3 separate regions of the Mus musculus genome follow, and regions 2 and 3 are each linked to region 1. Evidence: chromatin loops called from intact Hi-C (ENCODE). Cell type or tissue: left cerebral cortex. All regions are shown on one strand.

Region 1 (8,000 bases):
CAGACAGACAGACAGGGTTTCAGTTAGCTCAGGCTGGTCTCAAACTTGTGATGACTTTGAACGTATGATCCTCCTTCTTCTACCTGTTACTTGCTTGAATTACAGGTGTGTGCTGCACCAGTTTCCTGCTCTGGTGCCCACTAGGTAAGCACTCTACTGACTACATTACATCCTCATCCTAACATGTCTGGTCTTTGCATGTGGTCCCAGATTTTGTCGTTAAATGGAGCTGTATGTCTGGTTTTATCCTTCAAGGACATGCCCATTGACAGGTGACATCCTCTGGTGCTTCCCCTTAGATGGTGGCTCTTTCTGTAGGTCAGAGGCTCTGGATACCCACGGGCACAGCAAACCCACAAAGGATCCATGGCACTTACAGTGACTTCATACTATTTTATTGGAGTCAAATGCACATAACACAAATGTCACTATTTTATCTGTATTAGCTCATACCCCACCGACCTATCTCTAGAAAGCATTCATTTTCAGGATGATGCTCTAGCAGTTAAACACTCTGCCATGCTCCCCATCCAGACCCAGGTAGCTAAGATTCTATTTTATGTTCACAGATTTGACTACTCTAGGCACCTCATGTAAATAGAACCATGCAACCTTGGTGTCTGTGACTGGTTCATCCGTGTTGCTTCCCTTTCAAGCCTCTGTAATATGCCACTGCATATATGGTAAGACATTATGGTTATCCATTCATCTGTTGGTAGGTGGACATTCAGGTTGCTCCCATTTGCGGCTACTGCAAATAGTTAGAAGTGTTGTTGCACAAACTCTACAAGCTCCCTCTTTTTACCCTGTTTGTGTGAGACAGAGTCTGCATATGTAGCTCAAGCTACCCCAAACCTCACCATGTAGACCTGGCCATCCTCCTGCCTCTGCCTCCCGAGAACTGGGATTACAGACGTATGCCTCCACACCCAGCTTGCTTTCTGTCCTTTTAGATATATACCTAACGCTGGGATTTCAGAGATACATGGTGATACTGCATTTGGCTTTTGGGAGAGTCACCAAACCACCCTAGAACTTGGTGTTTTTAAGCCACTGAGATATGGCACTGAGATATGGGAGTAGGTACCATGGGGATAACCTTCTCTATTGGAATGGATGCTGCATCCTCTGTCCAAAATGTCTAGGACCAAAGTAGGGGGTGTAGAAGCCTGTGCTCACTGCTTCCCTTTTTGTGACAAAATATGTCACAAGACCAGTCTGATCGGGGAAATACATCCTTGGGCTCACAGTTCCTGAGGGTTTAGTCCCGGGCCATGCTCCTGGGGCCGGCTGTGAGGCAGAATACTATGGTGGCAGGTGCAGATGGTGGGGGTGGGGGCTGGAGGAGCAGTCAGGAAGCAGGGCAAGGGACAGAGAGAGGCAAGGGATATCCCCCAAGAAAAGGTACTCAGTGGCCTAGGTCACCCAGCCAGGCCCCACTTCCCGCAGCTTCCAGAACCTCTCAAAACAGTACCACAACACTGGGTGTGGTGGCACACACCTTTGGTCCCAGCGCTGAGAGGCAGAGACAGATGGATCTCTATGCGTTTGAGACCAGCCTAGTCTCAAGATGAGTTTCAGGACAGCCAAGGCTACATAACAGAGACTCTGTCTCAAAAATAACCCAACAATAATAACAAAACCAAACCCCACAAAACAACAACAAAAGCCCACCACCTGCAGAGGGCCAGCCCTTTAAAGGGCCTGCCCATTAATGTGTGAGCCTATCTAGAGGGATGCTTCTTATTCCAACTGTGACAGAGCCTCAAGGTCAAGCCCGTCTCAGCAGCACCCAGCACTGATGTGCTTCCTCGCTGGACCAAAGACGCAGTGTTGGTGTCTCGAGCCAACGGTGACGCCCTGCAACTGCTACACACTGGTCCCAAGTCCCCTGACAGTTGCTGTGGGCCTGACTACATGAGCATCACAGACATCCCATGCTGTCATGGCTCCCCATGACAGCACCATCAGTACTGAATACAGACTTACATTTGGCTCTCTCATTTGGTCAGTTTTGGCTTCTTCCCACTGTAATATGCTGACCTGAGTCAAATGAACCTGGACTTAACTCTTGCTCTGCCACTTCCCAACTCAGGGTTAAGCCTGGATGGCTTTTAAAAATTGTGCATAAGCATGTTTTTCTTGCTCCTGTGTACCATATCCCTGCCACATCCCCTGGATCTGAAGTTAATAGTCAGTTGTGAACTGGCATGTGGGTGCTGAGAACTACACCCAGGTCCTCTGGAATAGCAGCCAGTGCTTTGGACTGCTGAGCCAGTCTCTCCAGCCTCATGGTGAGCTTTTTGTTTGTGGTGTTAAATCCTGAACCCAAGACTTGGAGGTTACCAGGCAAATGCTCTCCCACCAAGTTCCATCCCCAGTCCAAGCATGGGTTTCTTCACTGAAAAGTTGGAGCAGTACAAGTCACTCGACAGATGGAAGTGTTTGGTGGCTGGTGGCTACTCTTTAGAGGTAGTGCCATATAACTCTTGAAGTCGAGGCCTTTCTCTAAAATGGTCTTGTCCTTAGTCAAGCTGGGAGCATCATTTGGAGGGCTATGGATTTGGATACAGGAAGCCTGCAGTTCATACAGTCATTCAACCAACATTTATGAGGACGTAGCATGTACAGGTGCTGAGCTGTATTGAAGGCAAACGGTGTCCTTGTCCTCACAGGGCATGACGAGTCCTAAGAACTGGCCAGGTGAAAGACTATGGGTGGCAGAAATGAACACCAGTAGTGGAGGGTGGGGGTGCGATATTGAGTGCTATTAGGAAAGGTCAGGACAGTTGCTTTGGGGTAGGGAAGACTGAAGTGTAAATGTGCCCTGCAAATAGGAAAGGGTGGTTCTGTATTTCAATGAATTAGGCAACTGTCCCTTTGATCCTCAAATGGGGTGAAGTGTTCTAGGTGGGGCGTGTTCTATGGGAACCTGCTTCAGCATTGAGGGTCTGCAAATAAGTGTGCCGTGGGTGTGGGAGATGCAACTCAGGACACTGGGGCACTGAAGGGCTGGATGGATGGTGCTGTCCAGTGACAGGAGGGAGGAGCCTGACAAGGAGGCTGGGAGTCAGGGGATTCAGTGCCAAGCTCCAGTGATGGTAGCTGGAGAGGTGAGCACTACAGACCCGGAGCCCTGAGAGCACCCCCACACTGAGGGAGCCAGGTCTAGTGCCCGTCTGCAGAGAATCTTGCAGCTGGAAGAGGCAGGCCTTCAATGTCATTTAGTTCAACCTTCCACCTCTTCAGATCTTTCCAGAGCCCACCTGAGGGCATCCAACTCTTTTTGGACACCTCAAGGTACGGAAAGCTTACTGCCTTCTAGGGAGCCCACTCCGTGGCGGTGCTCGATGCTCTAGGATGGCCTCGAGGCGCCAGGCGCTCCGACCTTGGCCCTGTGCAGCCGTCTGGCCACCGCGGCACCTGGCTGTGGGTGGCGACGCGGCTGAGCAGGCGCTGCTGTCCCCAGCCCCAGTGCTGAGGCGCGCAAAGCGCAGTGGGCTCTGGTGGAGGTCGGGAGAACTGCAGGGCGAAGGCCGCCGGGGGCTCCGCGGGCGGCGAGGGGGGGGGACGGGGGGGGGCAGGCACTTGACACCGGCCCGGGAGAGGAGGGGCAGCTGTCCCTACGACCAGTGCTGGATGCGGGGACCCAGCGCAGAAGCCGCGCCAGGTAGAGGGGCGCCGCAAGGTGGGGAGGTTGCGGCCGGGGGACCACCCGAGGGGCACAGGGCGGCCGAGATCGCAGCTCCGGCAGGGTGCCCGGCCCGGAGCGCCGCAGTCGGGGCGCGGCGGGGTCCCGAACCCGCTCCTCCCGCCGGGGGCGCTAGGACCGTCCGCGGCTCGGATAGCTCCCGCCGCGGCGCCCCGGGGCCCCCGGGGTTGCCTCCCGGGCGGCTCCGCAGCGCCGGGGCCAGAGCCAGCGCGGCCACGGGGGGCGAGCGGCGGGCGGAGGCCTGGGCGGCGGGCGGCCGGAGGGAGGGAAGGAGGAAGGCGGAGAGAAGAGGCGGGCGGGGGGGACCCGGCGGAGGAGGCGGAGAGAGGGAGCGCGACAGCGACGGAGGGAGGGAGCGCGGCAGGCAGCGGGCGGGCCGGGAGGCGGCGCGGGCGGCGGCGCGAGCAGAGGACGAGCCGGGACGCGGCGCCGCGGCAGCAGGGCGAGCCGGGCCGCCCGACCCGCCGGGCCACACGGTAACCAGCACGGCCTGCGGCCCGGGAGCTGAGAGGGCGGGCGGGCGGGAGGGCACAGCAAGGCGGTGGGGAGCGCGGCTCGGACCCCGCAACTCGGCGCGCGGTGCTGAGAGCGCGGACCGCCCGGGCCGAGGGTTTGTTTATGTCCCCGCCGCTCGCCCGCCGCTCCTCTTCTGCGCGCCGCCTCCGCCGCGGACGCCCCTCGGCGCCCCCGCCCGGCCCGGGCTCAAGTTCAAGTCCGTACAATGCCGCGGGGGGCCTCCGCCGGCCTGCGCGCCGCCCGACGCGCGCTGCCGCAGGGCCCCGCCGCCTCCGCCTTCCGGGCTCTGCCCCCGCCCGGGGGCCCGGTCGGGGCCTGCGGCCGTGCGCTGCGGAGTGCGGACGGGACCGGGAATCGGGCGGCGGGAGGGGAGAGGAGGGGGAGGGGGCGCGGGCGGCCGGGGAGCGCCGTGGCCACGGCAGAAAATGGCAGCCTGGCACGACCCGGGCCCCGCGCCCGCCCCGCCCCTCCCCCGGGCCTGCAGGCTCCGCGCGGCGGGGGGGACCCTGGAGGCCCCCGGCAGGGCCCAGGGGCGGCCGGGGCCCGCGCCGGGGAGCGCGGCGTCGCGATCTTCCCGCGGCCACCTGTGGCTTGGGGGTGCGGGGCGCCGGCGGGCCTGGGAGGGGCGCGCGCGTGGGGAGCGTGCCCGCTCGGGGGCGCACGCTCCCGCGGAGGCCAGGCGGAACGGCGTGGAGGGGGGGGCGTCGCGCCCGGCTCCTCCCTGCCCCCGCTGCGGGCCGTGGGAGCGGGGTGGTGGTGGCGGCGGCGGCGCCGCAGTATGGGGGCGGGGCGGGAGTGGGCGAGGATCCCCGGGCCGGGCCGCGGGGGACTAGAAGGTGCGGGGGCGGGAGCAGCAAGGCTGGAAATGTCTCCGGTGGGGATGCCGGGGTCGCCCCCTGAGGCAGACTCCCCTTGCATACACTCACACGCACCCCCGCCGGGCCGGTGTAGACGTGTCCTTGAAAGCTTCGCATCTGCACAGTGAAGGACGAGGCCTCGCCGAGGCTGCGGATCGGGGGTCTCAGTCCCCATGTTGCCCTCACCTCAGGAGACACCCGAGCCTCCGAGCGGCTCCGGCCGCGGTCCGTGTCCTGCCCTCACCCGGACTCCCTACTCCACGCCGTCTTGCCCTCCCTCGTTGGCGCGGACCGAGCTGGCGTGCGTCCAGGGCCCGCCCCCAGCCTCCCCCAACCCCTCTTCGCGGGGCCCGCAGCCCTATGGCTGCCAAACTTCATTTTGCTTTCCTGGAGCCTGCCTTCTTGGGGGCACCCTCTCCCTTCGCTCCCCACTCAGTAGTTGCTCTCCCCCTGTCTCTGCATCCCCTCCTCTCCTCTTTTCCTGCAAGGCCAGCTGAGTAGGTGTGGACACCCTGGGTGAGAGAAGGCTCCCACTGGGTTCTCAGAGCTCCCTTCCCGGGCTCCCAGGGGGAGCCTTCTGTGGCTGCACCTTGACCTAAGATGGCGTCTTGCACCCAGCTGGGCAGTTCTGACCTGCGTAGGGCTGGGGAGGAAGGGCGGGCTAGGGACTGCATAACTGCCCCCTCTCAAACCAGAGGGGACAGGAGCCTTGGGGAGGAGTATCTTCGGCCGAGTGACCCAGCTTGCCCCTCACTGCAGTGCCCAGAGACTGCCATCAGCATCCCCGGGGACAGTTCAGTCTTCATGTTTCACCCTGAGCTGCCAGCGGCTGAACCTCCTCCTGGGCAGGCTGTGCAGGGATTCTGGGATCAGGTGCTACTCCACTGTGCCTCCTCCCTCCCAGGCAGATGTGACAGCTGCAGCCTGGGGAGCTATTCTTGCGTTGCTGGGGTGTTAGGACTGACCTGTGGGATTTGGAAAGCCCAGCAGCCTGGCAGACCCTCTTTGGGCTATCCTCTGTGCAGACAGGGGCCATTTGCAGGTAGTTAGAGCAGTCACTTGCTTTTGGATAGTTGGGTTGTGTAAGTTCCTGTGGGCTTTGGGGGCAAGCTGACTTGTCCCCTCTGCCTCTGGGGTCCATTAAGGCCCTTGTGGAGCTGTTATTGACAGGTAATTCTGTCGAAGAGTGGTGTGTGTGTGTGTGTGTCCAGGTAGGGGCCCCCAAGCCAACTTATGTCATAGGTCTGGCACCTTCCTCCCCCTTCCCTGTGGCCTCCTTCTCTAGGCCCTGCTGCCTCTCAGAGCCCCCCCCCCCCCGCACTCCTCCCCCCCCCCCTCCATGCTTTATCTTTGCACCCTTCCCCCATCAGATCTGCAGCTCCTGATTCGTGTGCTCCTGGTGGCCCAAACTTTTTCTTGTTACTTGGCCCAGCCTCTCCGGTGTTCGCCAGGAGCCTAACCTGAGGAAAGGTGTGTTCCCTTTAGACTCAAGGTCTGCTTTCCACAGTGGAGGAGCCCAAGAGAGGCCGCCAATGGCCATTTGTCAGGGTGTCTGCAGGCAGGATTCCTCTGTGGGGTGGGGGTTGGATGCAGCTTGCAGGCCCATTCCAACTTTGAAATTCTATGGCTCTGATTTTCCTGGTGGAATTTCAGACCCAGAATAGGGCTAGAGTGGTATGTTTTCCCTCCACGGTAGTGGTCATGGAGAAGGTAGGGGCTGCCAGGGGTGGGCTTTGGCAGAGAGGGGAGAGATGACGTGTTGATCTGTCAGGTCTGACTGCAGAGGATGGAAACCACAGCTTCCCTGAAGCCTCTCCACTTGGTGCTCTCCTGAATGTACTGTGTGGAAATGTGTGTGTGGGTAACTTGCAAGGGTTGTCCCCAGTCCAAGCTGTTGTATGTCCCTGGGTCCCTAAAGGTAGTTCACCATCAGTTCCATGCCCGGTCCCCCATTCTTTCCCACAAGCCAGCAACGGACAAGATGGAGCTGAAGGATCCTTGTCCAGCCTCTCTGGGTGGGAGGAACTGAAGGTGATCTGCCTTCTTCTGAGTGTTCCGTTCATTCGACATTAGTGGTGCCCATGAGGAAGGCTACTAGACAGGCTCCCTACTCTCTCCTAGGATGCATTCTGTCCTAGCCCTTCAGTTGCTGGTTAGTCCAGTGGTTATTGCCTGCATGTAGGCCTCCGTTGAGAGAGCACCTGGAGAGTTCAGCTCTCCTCCACCCCCACGCCCCCAGACCCAAGTTACTTCCCAGATTCCCTCAAGATTTCCATCTCAGGGAGCTAGATAAGGCACACAGAGCCTTACCTTTCAGATGGGTGGACCCTCTTCTAGGATGTTCCCATGAACACTCCAGCCCTTAGGAAGGGACCTAGGAGCCCCTGGAGCATTAAGAGCTGGGTTGGGGTCTTTGTGGGAGAGGCCAAGCGGGTTCTGTCCCGTTCCTTATGTGGTTGGCTCTGCCTTGCAGGGCCTGAGAAAGAAGGGCTGTTTACCCCCCCCCCCCCCCAGCACTTACTGCCGCCTCCAGGTCCTGACCTAAGTCTCCTTCACCACCTCCTCCCTGCTGTTGATTGAGCAGGTCTGGCTGGTAGAAGTCAGAGCTGCAGTGTGATCCTTGGGGGAGTTGGCTCTAGCTCCATTTTAGAAGCCGGCAGCTTTCTCAGCAAGGCTGGGTTTCTACAGGAACTCTGCTGCTCCCGACCAGGGCTTTAATAGTAAATTAAAGGTGCCAGGCTCCTTTCTCCTGTCCCCTTTCCTCCTGTCCCCTCCTACCCTTGAGTAGGAGGGCCCTGCTCTGTAGTCAAGCTCTGTAGACTGGCCTTCAACTAATTTCTTAGCCTTTGTCTCCCAAGTGCTGGCATTATAAGGGGGTTTGTGTAAACTTTAAGGGCTTATTTAGGGTCATTTGT
Region 2 (8,000 bases), 48 kb after region 1:
GCTAGACTCATCCCTGCCTGGCACCGTGGCAATCACAGTTTGACAGGAGAAAGGATGTCATGGTTGGCGCTTCTGAGCTGTGTGACCTCCCTGATAAAATGGGCTGTCAGGAATACCTGTCCTGTGTACCTCCTGGGGTGCTTGCAAACAGCACAGTGGAGCCCAGATGGGCAGCGTGTGCCAGATAATAAACTTGCATAATTTCAGTGTCCACAGACCAGGCTGTGGGCTTTTGGGGTAGGGCCAGCACTGACCTCTCAGTGCACATTATTCAAAGCATCAAGTGGATGTGGTCCAGCTCTGGGTGACACTGCAGCCACCTGTACTCTGAGGAGAGGCCCCTTGAAAAGCTGGTGCCACTGAGGAGTCTGGGACATAAGATAAAGGAGACTTGGTTGGTAGAGTGCTCACCTCGCATGCATGAAACACTGGGTTGGATCTCAGTTCTGTATAATATTGGGCATCGCATGGTGGCACTTGGGTGTGGTGGCAGGATTAGAAGTTCAAAATCAGAAGGTGGTAGTGGTGCACGCCTTTAGTCTCAGCACTTAGGAGGCAGAGGCAGGCAGATCTCTGTGAATTTGAGGCCAGCCTGTGAGTTGCAGGACACCCACAGAGAAACCCTGTCTCGAAAAATGAAAAAAAAAAAACAAAAACAAAAACAAATAAAACAAAATAATAATAATAAAAATTCAAGGTAAGTTGGGCGTGGTGGAGCACGCCTTTAATCCCAGCACTCGGGAGGCAGAGGCAGGTGGATTTCTGAGTTTGAGGCCAGCCTGGTCTACAAAGTGAGTTCCAGGACAGCCAGGGCTACACAGAGAAACCCTGTCTCAAAAAAACAAAAACAAAAACAAGTTCAAGGTATTCTCTGTTAAATAGTGAGTTTGAGGCCAGCCTTGGCTATGTGAGACCCAGTCTAAAGAGTTAAATTTAAAAAAAAAATTTTAAAGATTTATTTATTTTATGTATGAGTACACACTTTAGTTGTACAGATGGTTGTGAGCCTTCATGTGATTGTTGGGAATTGAACTTAGGACCTCTGCTTGCTCTAGCCAACCCAACTTGCTCCGGCCAAAGATTTATTTATTAGTATAAGTTCACTGTAGTTGTCTTCAAACACACCAGAAGAGGGTATCAGATCTCATTATGGGTGGTTGTGAGCCACCATGTGGTTGCTGGGATTTGAACTCAGTACCTTTGGAAGAGCAGTCTTACCCACTGAACCATCTCACCAGCCCCTAAAATTTTTTTTTGTAATGGACTGGAGAGTTGACTTAGCTGGTGCACCTGTTACTCCTGCAGAGGACCTCCGGTTTGACTTCCAGCATCCATTGGTGGCTCACAATCATATGTAACTCCAGGTTCAGGGGACCAGATACTCTTTCTGACCTCCAAGAGGACCAGGCAAGAATGGAACTTTATGTGTTGGAGGGAACAGAAAGTCAGCTTATAGACTGCGGCTTTTACTGGCAGGCCACCTGGCGATGTTTCCTGTTACTGCAGGCTACTGATGGCCTCAGTCTGGGTTCCTAGCTCTGGTGGGGCAGGTGCGGCCCAGGTTTTCTCCTCCCTCCTGGTGTCCTTTTCTCCTTTGCAGCAGCGCTCAGCAGGCTTCTGTGGGTCTGCTGCAGCCCTGGAATTAGATTCCCTAGGAGCTCTGGAGCAGCCCTGTGTGTCCCAGGCAGGTCTGAGGAAGGGCAGTGAGCTAACGAAGGGGAAGCCGAGAAAGAGGCCAAGTGTGGCCAAGGAGGAGAACTTCGATCATGCGAGCTCTACTCTGCAGCACTGGACAGAGGAGTTCAACTACACATCTGGGCCTCCCCAGCCCCCAAATTAAACACCTTTGGCGCCTTCTCAATTTGTCCCCAAGCCTGTGCAACAGATTCTTAGACATCTGTCCTTGGGTGCTGCTGTGTTAGTTTCCTAGCTAGAGGAGCTCACTTCCCAGAACCCACTGTTGCTTCTTGCCCTTCACATGGAAACTTGCCTTCCAATCTAGAGTCCTGGAGAGGCGTAGTCACAATAGTAAGCTGCTTAGCAGGTCTGTTCTTGAGAGTCTGCCATCTCTCTCTCTGTGTCTCACTGTGTGTGTGTGCGCGTGCGCGTGTGCGTGTGCGTGTGCGTGTGTGTGTGTGTGTGTGTGTGTGTGTGTGTGTGAGAGAGAGAGAGAGAGAGAGAGAGAGAGAGAGAGAGAGAGACAGAGAGACAGAGAGACGGAGACAGACTATGCAGCCTTGGCTGTCCAGGAACTCACTATATATTAACCAGGCTGGCCTTCTGGAGTACTGGGATTACAGGTGTGTGGTGTGTGCCACTGAGCCCAGCAGACTTCCATTTCTTTCTTTTTCCTTCTATTTTATTTATTTTTATCTGTATGGGTGTTTTTCCTGCAAGTGTGTCTGTGTGTCATGTATATGCTTAGTGCCCACAGAGGCCAAGGGAGCAGAGGAGGTGTTGGATCCCTTAGAGCTGTAGTTAACAAACGGTTTTGAGCTGCCATGTAGGTTCTTGGAATCTGAGTCCCAGGTCCTCTAGAAAAGTAGCAACCTTAATGGTTAAGCCATCTTTCCAGCTCTAGGACTCCCTCCCTTCTCCCCTTCCTCTGTGGCTCCTTCCCTTCTTCCTTCCCTCCCTTCCTCCCTTCCTTTCTTTCTGTTTTAGTTTTTCAAGACAGGGTTTCTTTGTGTAATAGCCCTGCTGTCTTGGAACTTGCTTTGTAGACCAGGATGGCCTTGAACTCACAGAGATCCATCTGCCTCAGCCTCTAAGAGCATGTGCCACCCCACCTGGCTCATGGACTCCATTTATCTTAAGACTGGAGAGATGGCTCAGTGGTTAAGAGCACTGGCTGTTCTTCCAGAGGTCCTAAGTTCAATTCCCAGCAACCACATGGTGACTCACAACCATCTGTAATGGGATCTGATGCCCTCTTCTGGTGTGCATGAAGACAGAGTACTCATACACATAAAATAAATCATCTCTTAAAAAAAAAAAAAAAAAAAAAAAGACAAGATCCAGAACACTGGCCCTGACTTTCTGGCTCCTTCTTGTCCCCTTTTCCTGCCCCCTCCACACTGTGCCCAACACTTAACCTGTCTTGGACAGAAGAACCTTGTATTCGTGCTGCCCCACAGGGTGCTCCAGGCACATTCTCCCTACTTGTGTGGTCTGATAGCCCTCCTTGCCTCTTCCCTTGGAGCCAAACCCCATCAAGCCTCGCTTGAAAGTGAAGCCCAGGCCTGGGGTGGGGGTGGGGGGTAGTTCAGCAAGCAAAGGTACTTGCTTGACCAAAATGGTCTGCACGCCTCACCACCAGAGCCATGGGTGCTGCTTGTCCGCAGAGAACTCTGAGTCAGTGTCTAGGAGCTTGAGGTTTCTAAACTGCAATCTCATTTATTTACTTATTTACATACTTACTCACCGAGTGGTACTCAAACCTAGCTTACACATCTTCAGCTGAGTGCTCAGCCCCTGAGCCCCACCTCCAGCCCTGGACACCCTCTCCCCTCCCATAACTCCTCCCACCCCTTCTTTTAATAATGAATATTAGTATTCATGTTTGTTGGTTTTTTTTTTAAACAATGATACACTTTCTTAGCAAATAGAGAAGTTAGAATCCAGCCCCATCGCAGCTCCCAGTGCTCTCCTAAATCAGATTTGCTTTTACTCTGGATAAGTAGAGCTTGTTCCTCCACTGGCTGATTGGTTTTTGAGATAGACACTTTGTAGCCTGGGCTGTCCTTGAACTTGCCACAATCCATACTGGCTCCTTTGCATGTCTGGCAAATAGAACATATTTCATTACCTACAATCGAGCAATGAGAATAAAAAGGCTAATAGCACAGCACTTTGTTGCCTGAAAAGGCCGGTTCAAAGACTTACTTCAGGCTAGCAAGATGACTTTGTAGGTAAAAGCCTGAAGAATCTCTGTGGGATGGAGACTGGCTCTCAGGAATTGTCCTCCGACCTTTGGAAGAGTGCCAATGGCATGAATGTGTGGTGTGTGTGTGTGTGTGTGTGTTACACATACACATATGCACACACACACAAATGCACAAGCTCTCACATACCCCAATAATAATGAAAAGACTCACTTCTTGGACCCCCTACTGTGAGCCCCCTGCTTCTCTTCTCCCTGGGAGCCTGGGTCCCCAAAGCCTTTTTAAGTTAGTATATGAATGCAGGGCTGTTTGAAAGCAAGCATACTGTCTCAAAACACCTCAGAGAAAGCTGAGGTCTTGGTGTGTGGCGCATTGGTAGCATTCTATATACATGACACCAGCACCACATAAACATGCCTGTAATGCCAAGACTTGAGATATGGAGGATCAGAAATTCAAGGTCATCCTGAGCCAGCATCAAGTTCAAGGCTAGCCTTGGCCACGTGAGACCCTGTCTCAAAAATAAAAAAATAAAAGAAAGAAAGAAAATGTAACTGAGGGAGAATATGACACAAATCCTGGGACTCCAGGTATAGCTGGGGAGGCTGGGGTGGTACAGAGCCTGGGAGGTGAAGCTGCTTCAGAGTAGGCCTGGGCCTGCCGTGTTGGCAGCATTGCCTTGGGGAAAGCTAAGATACTGCAAAGCAACAGGAAACAGGAAGCCAGCTGCTGGGCTAGGAGGGCCTTAGGAAGGGAGCTGGCACCTGGGCCAGGGCCTGTGGGCTGGGGAGGAGGAGACTGGCATGTAAAATCAGGCCTGTGTGTGCGGCTCAGTGGAAAGAAAGGGCTGGTGCCCTGCTCACCAGCTCCTGAAGACCCTGCACTGTGACAAGTGGAACTGTGGTCACAAGCCCAGACAGCTCTGCAGAGGTCTCTGTTCTTTGTGGGTAGTTCTAGCTGGAGCAGCAGAGGGACAGTTTCTGCCTTGGCCCACCAGACCCTGTGGTTGGTTGGTGGGGGTGACAGGCCCTGCAAGGTCTACACCCTGTTTGCTAGCGGCATGCATATCAGTGGGGATTTATACCCACCAACTTCCTCCAGGGTTATTTTTGCTTGGAGGGTGCATTCTGAGGTCACTCTTGCTAAGAATAACCCAGCAAGGGCGGGAGGAGGAGTGGGTGGGAGCTGGCGCCAAGCTCAGCTGAGGCAGGCTGGGCTACTTACTCCACAGCAGCCTCCTGCACAGCCTGGAGGCAGTGGGTTACAGAGGGCAGTGCTATAGGGCAGAAGGACAGAAGCCAGGGGAAGCCAGGCAGCGCTGGGCTGAGCCTCCACTGCCTGGGCAGTTTTCCGGCTCCCAGGGCTTTGCAGTGTGGCTTATTTTCCAGTCTAAGAGCCATTTGGTTCTTCTCCAACAGAACTGAATCCTCTCCTCGTTTCAAGACCAGTCCTGCACTTTGCTAGCTCTTTAAGCAGAGGCTTGATGGCCGCTCTCCCTTGGTTTTAGGCTCTCTTAGTCCTGGGCTGCTGCTCCTGGTCACACCCCAGCAGTGGCCTTCCAGAAGACAGCTGGGATGGTGCATGGGGAGTTTAACTCTTCCTAAGGTTTGCCCTCCAGAGCATGCAAGAAAATTCTGAGGGAGGCCAGTGGTGGCGGTAGTGGGGTGGGGGTGGGGGGTGCCAGCAGGTGTGGACCTTGAGGGTCAAAGAAACCAGGGAAAATATACTGGGAAATGTGGGGCTTCCCTGGCCCTTAAAGGAGGGCAGGAACCAAGGGGAAGTGGCAGGTCCTGCTGAGGCAATGCTGAGCAAGGTGGGGCAGGCAGTTCCGTTAAAAATGAGTCTTATCTGGAAAGATAGTATGCAAGAGACCTGAGGGGGTTTACTGTTTATTTTATTTATTTTATTTTATTTTATTTGTTTTTGGAACAGGGTATCCTGAAACTCACAATGTAGACCAGGCTAGCCTCAAACTCCCAGAGATCTGCCTTCTCTGCCTTCTGAGTATAGAGATTAAAGGTGTGTGTGCCACTGTACCCAGCTTCTTGACAGGCATACACAGTCACACCTTGTATTCTAACTCTGTATCCTTTAAGGCCTGGGAATAAAGGGAGCATTGAGCAGAGGCAAATCCTGGCCTGGTGAAGGTATAGAAAAACAGAGTGTCCTTCGCTGGTCAGATGATGGAGTAAAAGGAGAAGCCCAGGCCCCGGCAGTGGCTCAAGAGGGACACTGTCAGGGACACTGTTGTCAGAGAGCTTCTGAGACAGAGCTGCTAGAGATCACTGTAGATGGCACTGTAGATGGCTGCTCCCGGCATTGGGGGTGGAGCTCAGGGGCAGAGCACTTGCCAGGCATGCTGGACTCCCCATCAACATGGGAGGAGGTTGGGGGAAGCATAGCTGGTGTTACTGGGGGATTATTCCAATGAATTTAAAAGAGTAACAAAAACCACCTTGATTTCTGCCCCATCTTGACTCCTTGCCAGAGGCACACAGTCTAGGGCCACTTGTAACAATGATTTCAGGTGTGTTGGTCCCAGCTGCTGTGTCCTCCTTGGGGTCCAGCCACACCAGCCTCTCTTCTAGCGTACAGCGCTGTCCAGTATGTGTTACCTAGGAGATGGCCTGCTTCCCTGTTGTTACCCTCACCTAGACACTGTGTACCTGAGATGCTTCACACTGGCTGCCAACCTGACAGGACTGAGACTCGTCTAAGAGAATAACCTCTGGGTGTGTCTATGAGAGATGCTAGTGTGGGTTCACTGGAGTTGGAAGAACCAACCAGGATGAGGGAAGCACCATTGCTTGTGTCGAGATCCTGAACTGGATAAAAACGGAGAGAGCAAGCTGGCTGCCGACATCCATCTCTACTTCCTGGCTGTGGTGCAATGTGGCTAGCTGCCTTCAGCTCCCGCTGATGTGATGGACGGCGTCCTGGGATGAACCTTGCCTTCCTTAGGTTGCTTTTGTCAGGTGTTTCGTTGTTGTTGTTGTTTGTTTTGTTTTGTTTTGTTTTCATTAAGAATATTAACAGATGCAACACACACGGCAGCTCTTTGCACCTCAGGAAAGACATTATCTGAGAAGCCAGGAAAGGATAGGGAATGACCAAGTGGAGGGGACAGTGCTAAGCTGGGACAGGTTTAACAGAGAGTGGCAAAGACTCTGGAGTGGCACTACTAGGGTAGGATGAGCATAGTACTTTAACCCCCTTGGCTTTGCTTTGAGAGGCATGGCCTCACCAAGGGCAGGATGGGCCAGAGTTACACTGCAGCAAAGTTAGCTGAAGCATGGCGTGGGTGGCAGGGACTTCGAACTGGTTAGCGTCTAGCCAGGCCCTGCAGGAGGATCCTTGATTGGCACCTAGTTCCCCCTTGAACTGGGGGGTGGGGGGTGGGGGGTGGGCTACCCTTCTTTTCACGGTAAAGCTTACTTGCCTGTGAGGGAAACTCAGCCTGGGAGGTCCTTCAGATGGCTGTCCTGTACTTGGGTCTCCCTGGGAGCTTTGCTGAAGAGTATGAGGGATGTGTGTGAGCAGAGGCCAGCCTTGGAGCCATCTTCCTCAGATGGATTCCACATATTGCTCGGGAGCCTTGAGACAATTAAGTTTTTTGATTCTATCAAGGAATGGATGCCATGTCCTTTGCTGGGTGCTAGGATCCTGGAGTAGAGAAAGGAAAGACAGAGCCCACAGTCCAGAAGGGAGGTACACTGTAAAGAAGCCATTACCCCAGCATGGTGAATGCTGGAATGGTGAATAGGAGCTCTGTAAACAGTGTGGCCTGTGGGTGGGGGTGGGGAATGCCACAGGGGACACAGTTCTCTGGATGAGGCTGGGCCCAGCAGCTGTCCACATCTGTCATCTATATGGCGAGGGCTGTGGGAGTGAAGCATAGGCCAGGGGTTACCATGGGGTGAAGAACTTCTATGTGGGGTGATGGTCAAAGAATATGAATGTAGTCGATGTATATTTCAAAATGGTTAAAAAGACAAATTTTATATATACTTTATCATGAATTTGGGGCGGGGCGGCTATTCTTATTTATTTGTTTGTTTGTTTGTTTGTTTGTTTGTTTTGGTTTTTTCGAGACAGGGTTTCTCTGTGTAGCCCTGG
Region 3 (8,000 bases), 64 kb after region 1:
GTGTTTGTACCGGGCTTCACAGTTTACACCTCGCCTCCTCCTCCATTATCACATTTGATCCTCCGGGGCCTGCCAGGTTGCTTTGCATATGTGCATTTTAATTTCAAGAAGTCTTCCTTCCAAGTGTGTATGATGGGATGAGTAAATTGATTAATTGGCATAACTTATTTTGTACGAATCCAAACCTAATATTTATGCAGAGGAGGGAACATTTCCAGAAAAGAGGTTTCCAAACTTATTTTGAAATCTCTTTCATTCATTATTCAGCAAATATTTAAGCTCTCTCTGAGGCACTTTGCATTTGTTGTTCTACTTTCTGTTCCAAACGATCTTGTTCAAGAGGTTTGATTAGCCCCCTCTTAACCAGGAAAAAAGTATAGCTTAGAAAGTGACTTGTAGCCGGGCGTGATGGTGCACGCCTTTAATCCCAGCACGCGGGAGGCAGAGGCAGGCGGATTTCTGAGTTCGAGGCCAGCCTGGTCTACAGAGTGAATTCCAGGACAGTCAGGGCTACAGAGAAACCCTGTCTCGAAAAACCAAAAAAAAAAAAAAAAAAAGTGACTTGTTTCTGGCCTCCAAACCTGGCCTCTGACTTTCAATACTTTAACTTTTTGTTCTTGGAATTTTTTTTTTTTTTTTAAGGGTCTCACTGTGTAGCCCTGGCTGGCCTGGAACTCACTGTGTAGACCAGGTTTCAAGCTCAGATATTTGCCTGTCTCTGCTTCCTGAGTGCTGGGACTAAAGGCATGCACTATCAATGCCTAGCCTAGACCTCGAACTTCTGATACTTCTTCCTCTACCTCCGGAGTTCTGGGATTGCACAAGTAGGCGCCACGATGTATATTTTATTATTTATGTGCGTGTGTGTGCGTGTGTGTGTGTGTGTGTGTGTGTGTGTGTGTGTGTGTGGCACTTGAGTATGCCACAGCATACATGAAGCGGCCAGAGGGCAACTTGTATTCTGTTCTCTCCTTCCATCGTGTAAAGCCCTGTTCAAACTCAGATTGTCAGGTCTGGCAGCAGGTACCTTTATTTCCTGAGCCATCTTGTCTGGCCGTCCCTGTTTTTATATGGTTCTCAGGCTTGGACCCAGGGTATCAAACCCAGGACTTCATGTATGCTGGGCAAAGCACTGTACCAACTGAGCTGCCTTTAGAACCCAGGACTGGTTAACCTTTACTCTTGAGCCTCTCCCCTCTGATCTGATGCTCTGTATCGTATGGATCTTGAACTGTCCAGGCCTCATAGGAGTGTTGAGAGCTCGTGAACAGAGAGAGAAGAGGAAGCAGAAAAGAGCCTTGGAATGAGGGGAACTATCTCCTCACTGAAGTCCTCAGCTGAGATGCAGTCATTGTCAGCTGACTGCTGGAACTGTGGCCAGACCCCATACGCCAACACACAGGACAGAGCCTCCAGGAGGCCACTGCCCACCTCTCTTGGATGTCTAGGGTCACCCAGGAGTGAGTCTGACCTGACTCCCCAAGGTCAAATGGAAGTTGAGACTCGGAGTGTACCTATCCTGCTCAGACTTTGTCTGAGTCCCCAACCCAGGTCGTCACCTCTTCTTGAACATTTCTTTACCTCTTAGACCTCTGCTGTTTGGTGGCCTCCCTTCATCTCTTCAGATCTGTTTCGCTGGCCTAAGAATTGTCAGAGCAGGACCACTTCCTCCCCACATCCGAAGCAGCTTCCAACCTCTCACCCCCCCTCCCAGACCTTGCGAACCCCTGGGAATCTAGGTGGAAAGTCATCACTTCCAATCACAGCCTGCCAGGTCAGCTGTGAGACGGCGGCCAGGAAAGCCTAGTTTGGCCACCTGCCACCCAGTGCCTGCCACATCCTTCCTCCTGGCTCTCTCCACTGCAGTCTAGTGGCTTCTGTCAGGTCCCTGATGCTCTGTTCTCACTTCTTCCCCCGCCACTGCTCCTGTGACAGGCCTCAGCACATCCCTTGATAATGACCAGACAGACAGGGCCAGCTTCAGTTCTCAAGTCCTGGCTGCTGTGGCTCTGTATCTGTCCCCTTGCCCCAGGAACACTGTCCTTCAAGCACAACAGCACATTTGGCTCTGCTGTCACTATTTTGTGTTGTTTTGGAGAGAGGAGGCTGGCCTAAAACTTGATAAGCGGAGTGTGACCTTGAACTCCTAAATTTCCATCCTGCTCCCAAATCCTGAGATTTGAGCACCATAGCAGTTACCGCAGTACTGGGCGTCTAACCCAGGGCTACTTGTCTAGTCCTCATGACACATTTGAAAGCACACAGTCTCTAGCCAACTGTGAGGTCCTTGAGGACAAGAGCCAGGTTTCTGTTCAGGATGGTTTCCACAGACCAGCACAAAACCTGGCACACACCAAACATGTCTAACGAACACTTGATGGCTGACTGAGTACCTAAGAACTTGGATGCAGACAAGGAAGCCCTGGAGATAAATAAACCCTCAAGGTCAAAGAGCAGCCTTAGAGCTTTGGCTCCATCCTGCCAGGTGGGAGGCACTGTCCTGGTACCTGCCTTGTTGTGATCCCAGCACCCTCGAGGTGCATTGAAGGAACACAGTATCTGGCTAGGAAAGGCACTGAGCTCTCTGAAATATGTGCCACTGTGAGCTGCAGGCATCCTGGAAACCCAGGTGCCTGCCTCTACTGTACAGTGTGCTCTACCCCACTGCTCAGGGTCCTCTGGCCAGCTGTGGTCCATAGTACCTGGGAAGCCAAGACGCAGAATCTGTAGCTCTCCCTCAAAGATCCTCATGCTTTCTGAGAGCCCTCTTCTCTCACTTCAGCCTTGGGCCATGTGAAGACGACCTGATTTTCTCTGCTTTTCTTATGGGGAAAAAAGTAGGGAAGGCAGGTGTGGCACCTCACACTTGTAGTCTCAGAACTTGATAGGTGGAGGCACGAGGGTCAGAAGTTCAGGTCACTCTTGTCTTATAGCTTTGGAGGCCAGATTAGGATACATAAAACCTAGTAACGGAGGAGTGGGCTGAGAGTCAGCCAAGGCTGCTCTGCTCAGAGTGAGCGTGAGGACAAACACGAGCCAGTAACCATGCTTAGAGTAAATCTAGCGCCTGCCCTGTCACCTGGATATTGTCTCACTGTAAAGAGAACTTGGAGTAGTCTTTACTGGATAGTCTCTGGCCAACAGGTTAAGTGCTTGAAGCCCCTGACCTCCTCTGTCCCCAGGACCTGAGGTAACTTGGAGTCATGTTCCTGTCCTCCAGAGCCACTCTGGAAGGCACAGGCACCTAGCCCAGGGACCCTGAGTCTGAGCCAGGAGCATATGGGAGTAAGAGCTCTGGTGTTCAGAGACAGACAGTTTGTGGTCTGCTGGCCAGACTGGAGAGGGGAAGAGTGTTTGCGTGAGCGCGTGCGTGCATGTGACTGACAGTGAGAAAGCTCATGTAGGTATGCGCAGTCTTTCAGGGAAAAAATTCCAGAAAGAAGCCAGTTGGAAACTTTTTCAAGAAGTCTCCATTTGGAAGACTCCGGGCCTGGATGACTGGCAAAGGACACAAGGGATAATGGTGGCAGTGCAGGTCAGTCAGAAGCCCTGAAATCCACTCACGGCCTCTGTTGCCTGTTGTGAAATATTTAGCAAACTCAACCATGTCTTCTTTTCAGGTAAAATTTTCTTGTAGTCTAATGAATAAATCAGGCCAAACAGTGGTGGCCCACACCTTTAATCCCAGCACTCAGGAGGCAGAGGCAGGTGGACTGCTGAAGTCAAGGCCAGCCTGGTCTACAAACTGAGTTCCAGGACAGCCAGGGCTACACAGAGAAACCCTGTCTCGAAAAAAACAAAAAATAAAAATAAAAAATAATGAATAAATCAGTCCTGGTAAACGTAGTTAAAAAACACTGGGGTAGGAAGGAGTGATATTCAGGAAACTCCTAGGTCCCGTACATAGTCTAATAGCCTGGGCCAGCTTGGATTCCTCACTCACTACCCTCCTCTGGCTGCTGCATGGTTGCTGCAGCAGCTGTTGCAGCCTCAGCAGGAGCCGCGATCCAGGGCAGGCACCCCCTTCTGGCAGCCTAGGTCATGGGCTGAGCACCGAGGTCCGAGGGAGGGGCTTGCCCTAGAGGTGGGAGGCCCAGAGCAGGCCTGAGGGGGAACCCCGTGGAAAGTGGGGAGCAGACTTGTGGGTGAGAGGACATGGAGGAAACGGGGAGGAAGAGACGTGGTGGATGAGATATGCCTTAAAAGGCCAACCACGTACCCTGTACTGGGAGGGCGTACACCCCCCACCCACACAAGGGTTACAGCCACCACGCTCCTCCCACACACCACCTCCACGAGGCCCAGCGACACGCCTGCCTACCACGGGGTTCACAGCCCACGGGGTAACCAGCAGGGGCTCTGCCCTCCCCTTCTTTCTCCCTCCCTCCCTCCCTTCCTCCCTTCAGCCCCTCTAGATGGAGCCCGGCACACGTGGCGATACAGAGCGTTCTGGGCAGGTGCAGAGAGAAACCTCAGGTCTGTCTGTTGACAGTAGGGGAAAGATCCAAGCTAAAGATTCAGAGCCATAAATGCTGTGGGTGGTTTCCACTTCTGAGCTAGGAGATGTACCAGGGGCTGTTTTTTTTCTGTTTGGGGCTCTTTGTTTTCGTACCCACCCACCTCCAACCCCCCACCCCATGCACACCAAGCTACATGAGCCAACCTTAGCGACCTTCCTGCTCTGGGCCCAAGCCCTGTATTTTCTCAGTCTCAAAGAAAAGAATTGAGGCACCTAGGTGAAGAAAGGCGGCCGAATTTTCCCTACTTAATAGGAAAAGCCATACAGCCAGCTGCCTGCCGCGGAGCTGCCGGGAGAGGAGCCAGAGAAGCGTGCAGAAATGGCAGGAAGATGTCACTGCCCTCGTGTCCGGCCTATGCGGGCACAAAGAGTCCTTCCTAAAGATGGCGCTGTGGAGACCGCTGCTCCCAGCCCAGATGTCCCTCCCAGGAACTGGGATCAGTGCCCAGTCCCGGAACTTTGAGAAAAGCCAAAGAAACAGAGAAACGTGTGCATCAGGGAGTTCCTTAGGGAAGGGAAGCATGCTGACAACGTACCTACTGTGCGCCAAGCCCTGTTCATGCACTCATTGCTCACACCAGTCCTTAGAACATGTCACTTTGGATCAGTGAGGACACAGCAGAGGTTGGGGGGGGGGGGTCATGGTGAAGAGGGGATCCAGACTTAGCTGGGTGGCACATACCTTTAATCCCAGCACCTGAGAGAGGCAGATCTCAGTGAGTTTGAGACCAGCCTAGGCTACAGAGCAAATTCCTAGACAGCCAGGGCTACATGGAACAACCCTGTCCCCATCCCCCACCCCCAAAAATCCTTATCTTAACCTGAGAAAGAGCCAGGAATGGAGGGCAGTTTCCATGTTGGTAGCAGGGCCATACCATTTAGAACTGTTTGTAATTGGAGCTGTTTCCTGGGGTCTATTCCCACTGGCCCATTGTCTGTGCCCCAACACCTTTTCCTACCCCATGAGAAAGGAGTAACAGCCTGGTTCCTTCAGCCCAACCCCTGCTCTGCCCCTCCACCCTCCTGCCCCTGCTCTGCCCCTCCTCCCTCCTGCCCCTCGCTCTGAGTGAGGGCTGGGGTCAAGCAGCAGGTGATGGCTACTTCAGAGCCCCTTTTGTGTACTTGAGACCAGGGTCCAAAGGCCAGAAGCCATGCCCCTGAGTTCTGTCTTCTTCCTGTGTTCTTGGGCCCGGAACCTGGACCAGGGTCTCTTTGCTCCAGGCCTTGCCTGGCACACGGGTATGGTCTGTGTGGACGGCACATGAACAAGCAAACACTAGGAGGACCCTGATCCCATGGAGGCCCCCAGGCTCCTCTGAGCCACCCCCGTGACTCCGTCAACAGTCCTCTTGTTCTTCCCTTTCCACAGGCAAAGAACAGAAGCAGACCAACATCGAATCCATGAAAATGGAGGCAAGTGTTTTCCTCACCCACAGGGGCCCTGTGGGTCCTGATTCTAGAAGAAAACCACCTCTCTGATGGACTGTGGCGAGTGTGTGTGAGGGGCCCGAGGGTGGGTCCTGCCCCATCTTTGGTTGTTCCTTGTGAGAGGGAGAGGAAGTGGGGGTGGAGGTTGGAAGTCCCCTAGTGAGGCAGCCAGCTCATCCCCCTCCAGAGGTCAAGCACTTCCCCTCTCTGCCTTGTTCATGAGTCCCTGCCAACTCCTAATCCCTCCTCAGAGGGTCAGCCCCTCTGGCCAGGAACCAGAATTTCTATACTCTGGGATGAGTGACCCCTCTCAGTTTCCCCTCCAGGAGGAATGAACCCTGCAGAGTACCTGTGCCCACCTTAATACCTGCCTGTCTCTCTGTCCTAGGGCTCCCGGGGCCGACTGCGAGGTGGCTTGGGCTGGGAGTCCAGCCTCCGTCAGCGACCCATGCCAAGACTCACCTTCCAGGCAGGGGACCCCTACTACATCAGCAAACGGAAACGGGATGAGTGGCTGGCACGTTGGAAAAGGGAGGTGAGACGCCTTTTATCCTTGATGCCAAGTGTGGAACTGGCAAACCAAAAGCCAGTTCCAGCCGCCCTCTGGGACTTTTGTTGGGCTGTAGCTGAGACTGTTTCCCCCTACGGTTAACTCCTAGTGCTTCCAGGAACTGCTACTAGGCAGTATGAAGTTCAGTTGTCCTTTATCTTGTTATGGGTGCTAGCTGTGCATGAGGTAGTATGTGCACACAGGCAGGCTCTGTGCTTACGCGCTCTGGCAGCTGTGGATGGAGTTGATGTTCTTTCTGATGGCTGAGGACAGAACCAAGGGGAATCGGCGGCTCAGTGGGACCTGCAGTGCATGGGCAAGGCGGGTCTCTTGGAAGAGGTAACATTTGCATTGTGTAAGTGTCTAGAGAAGTGTGGACAGTGAAAGAAATGACTCAGGTGCAGGTGACAGCCATGGCGACAGGCACTTCCACTGGATTTTGGCGATGGGATCAAGGGCATGTTGATAGAAAGGTCAGAGAACTGCTACAGCCAGTACTGTAGGTCTGGCCTGGGCTGTTGCCTCTGATGGGAGGACTGGCTGGTGGGATGGCGCGTTCACTGTGGGATGCCAGGGAGCTGGAGGCTGGGCTTGGGACTGCAGAGACCACGGTGTGAGAAGGCAGGGTCTGTGGGGCCTACTCAGTAGAGGGCGGAGAGGCAGAGGCTCAGAATTTCATGCCCAGAGATGCCAACGATTTGGGGCAACGAGAAAGGAAGAGCAGCAGCCGTGGGGCTGAGGTTCCCAGGAGAGGTGCGTGTGGGCGAGTGGCTTTCTCATACAGTAGCCATGCATGCAGGCTGGGGCCATGCCCCAAGGTAGTCAAGCCTGAGAGAGCTGAAAGCAGCCCAGAGCTGGGAAAGGGAAAGGGGAAGCCACATAAAGATCTAGGCGTCCATTAGTCCCCTAAGGTCAGCTTTGGGAAGGGAGGGTGGTGGGTACCACGCCCACAGGGAGGGAAGGAAGCAGGGTTTTGACCTCAGACTATATGACAGTATGTGCTTGCTGGTCCTGGAGAAAGTTCCAAGCAAGGGGAGGGAAGGGTCATGGTTCTGGCTGCTTTATTGTTTCCAGTTCCTTTGGGATCCAGGAAGGCAGAAAGCATGCTTCTGAAAGTCTGGAGAAAGGGCAGCTCGGTCAGGGTCTGAGAGGGGCGCTTTTAGCGCTGAGACTGCACGGTACAGCTTCAGACAGTGAGCTGCTCTTTCTTCTCTCGGGACCTTGGGGATCAGAGAGGGTCTGCTTCACACCAGTCTGTGTAGTGCCTCTGCTCTTGAACCCTGAGGCAGAGGTGCTGAGGTAGGTAGACCTGGGCCTGGTCTCCTTCAAGCATCACGTGGAGGCCACCCAGAGCCACAATAAGAAGGATTTCTCCCACTCCCAGAAAATGAAGTTTTTTGGTGTTTTGTTTTGTTTTGTTTTGTTTTGTTTTGTTTTGTTTTTCGAGACACGGTTTCTCTGTGTAGCCCTGGCTGTCCTGGAACCCACACTGTAGACCTGGCT

The links. Hi-C counts contacts between places; a loop is a spot of excess contacts. Peaks named below come from ENCODE experiments on the same cell type or tissue, not always from the same donor. Only the 100,000 strongest peaks of a DNase experiment are listed, where the experiment ranks them.
Region 2: it touches region 1 in a loop (2.3-fold over the local background); 6 of 42 quality-filtered maps call a loop at or near these places.
Region 3: it touches region 1 in a loop (3-fold over the local background); 8 of 42 quality-filtered maps call a loop at or near these places.

Annotation. Positions count from the first base shown.
Region 1 is chr12:3,802,933-3,810,932 of GRCm38, forward strand. Dnmt3a (DNA methyltransferase 3A) reads left to right here and starts at 4,048. Exons shown (of 23, transcript NM_007872.4): 1 at 4,048-4,188. In left cerebral cortex, CTCF peaks have their summits at 3,493 and 3,693; DNase peaks (open chromatin) are centred at 3,107, 3,492, 4,042, 5,180 and 4 more places; H3K4me3 peaks cover 3,507 bases; H3K27ac peaks cover 3,359 bases.
Region 2 is chr12:3,851,232-3,859,231 of GRCm38, forward strand. All of the region lies in intron 3 of Dnmt3a (DNA methyltransferase 3A), which reads left to right. Among named protein-coding and RNA genes, the nearest start is that of Dnmt3aos, 7.0 kb to the right of the region's middle. In left cerebral cortex, CTCF peaks have their summits at 1,471, 2,936 (motif pointing left) and 4,982; DNase peaks (open chromatin) are centred at 4,695 and 5,036; H3K27ac peaks cover 3,563 bases.
Region 3 is chr12:3,866,947-3,874,946 of GRCm38, forward strand. Dnmt3a (DNA methyltransferase 3A) reads left to right here. Exons shown (of 23, transcript NM_007872.4): 5 at 5,889-5,932; 6 at 6,336-6,482. Among named protein-coding and RNA genes, the nearest start is that of Dnmt3aos, 8.7 kb to the left of the region's middle. In left cerebral cortex, CTCF peaks have their summits at 4,042 (motif pointing left) and 4,885; DNase peaks (open chromatin) are centred at 1,847, 3,356, 4,504 and 4,922; H3K27ac peaks cover 4,093 bases.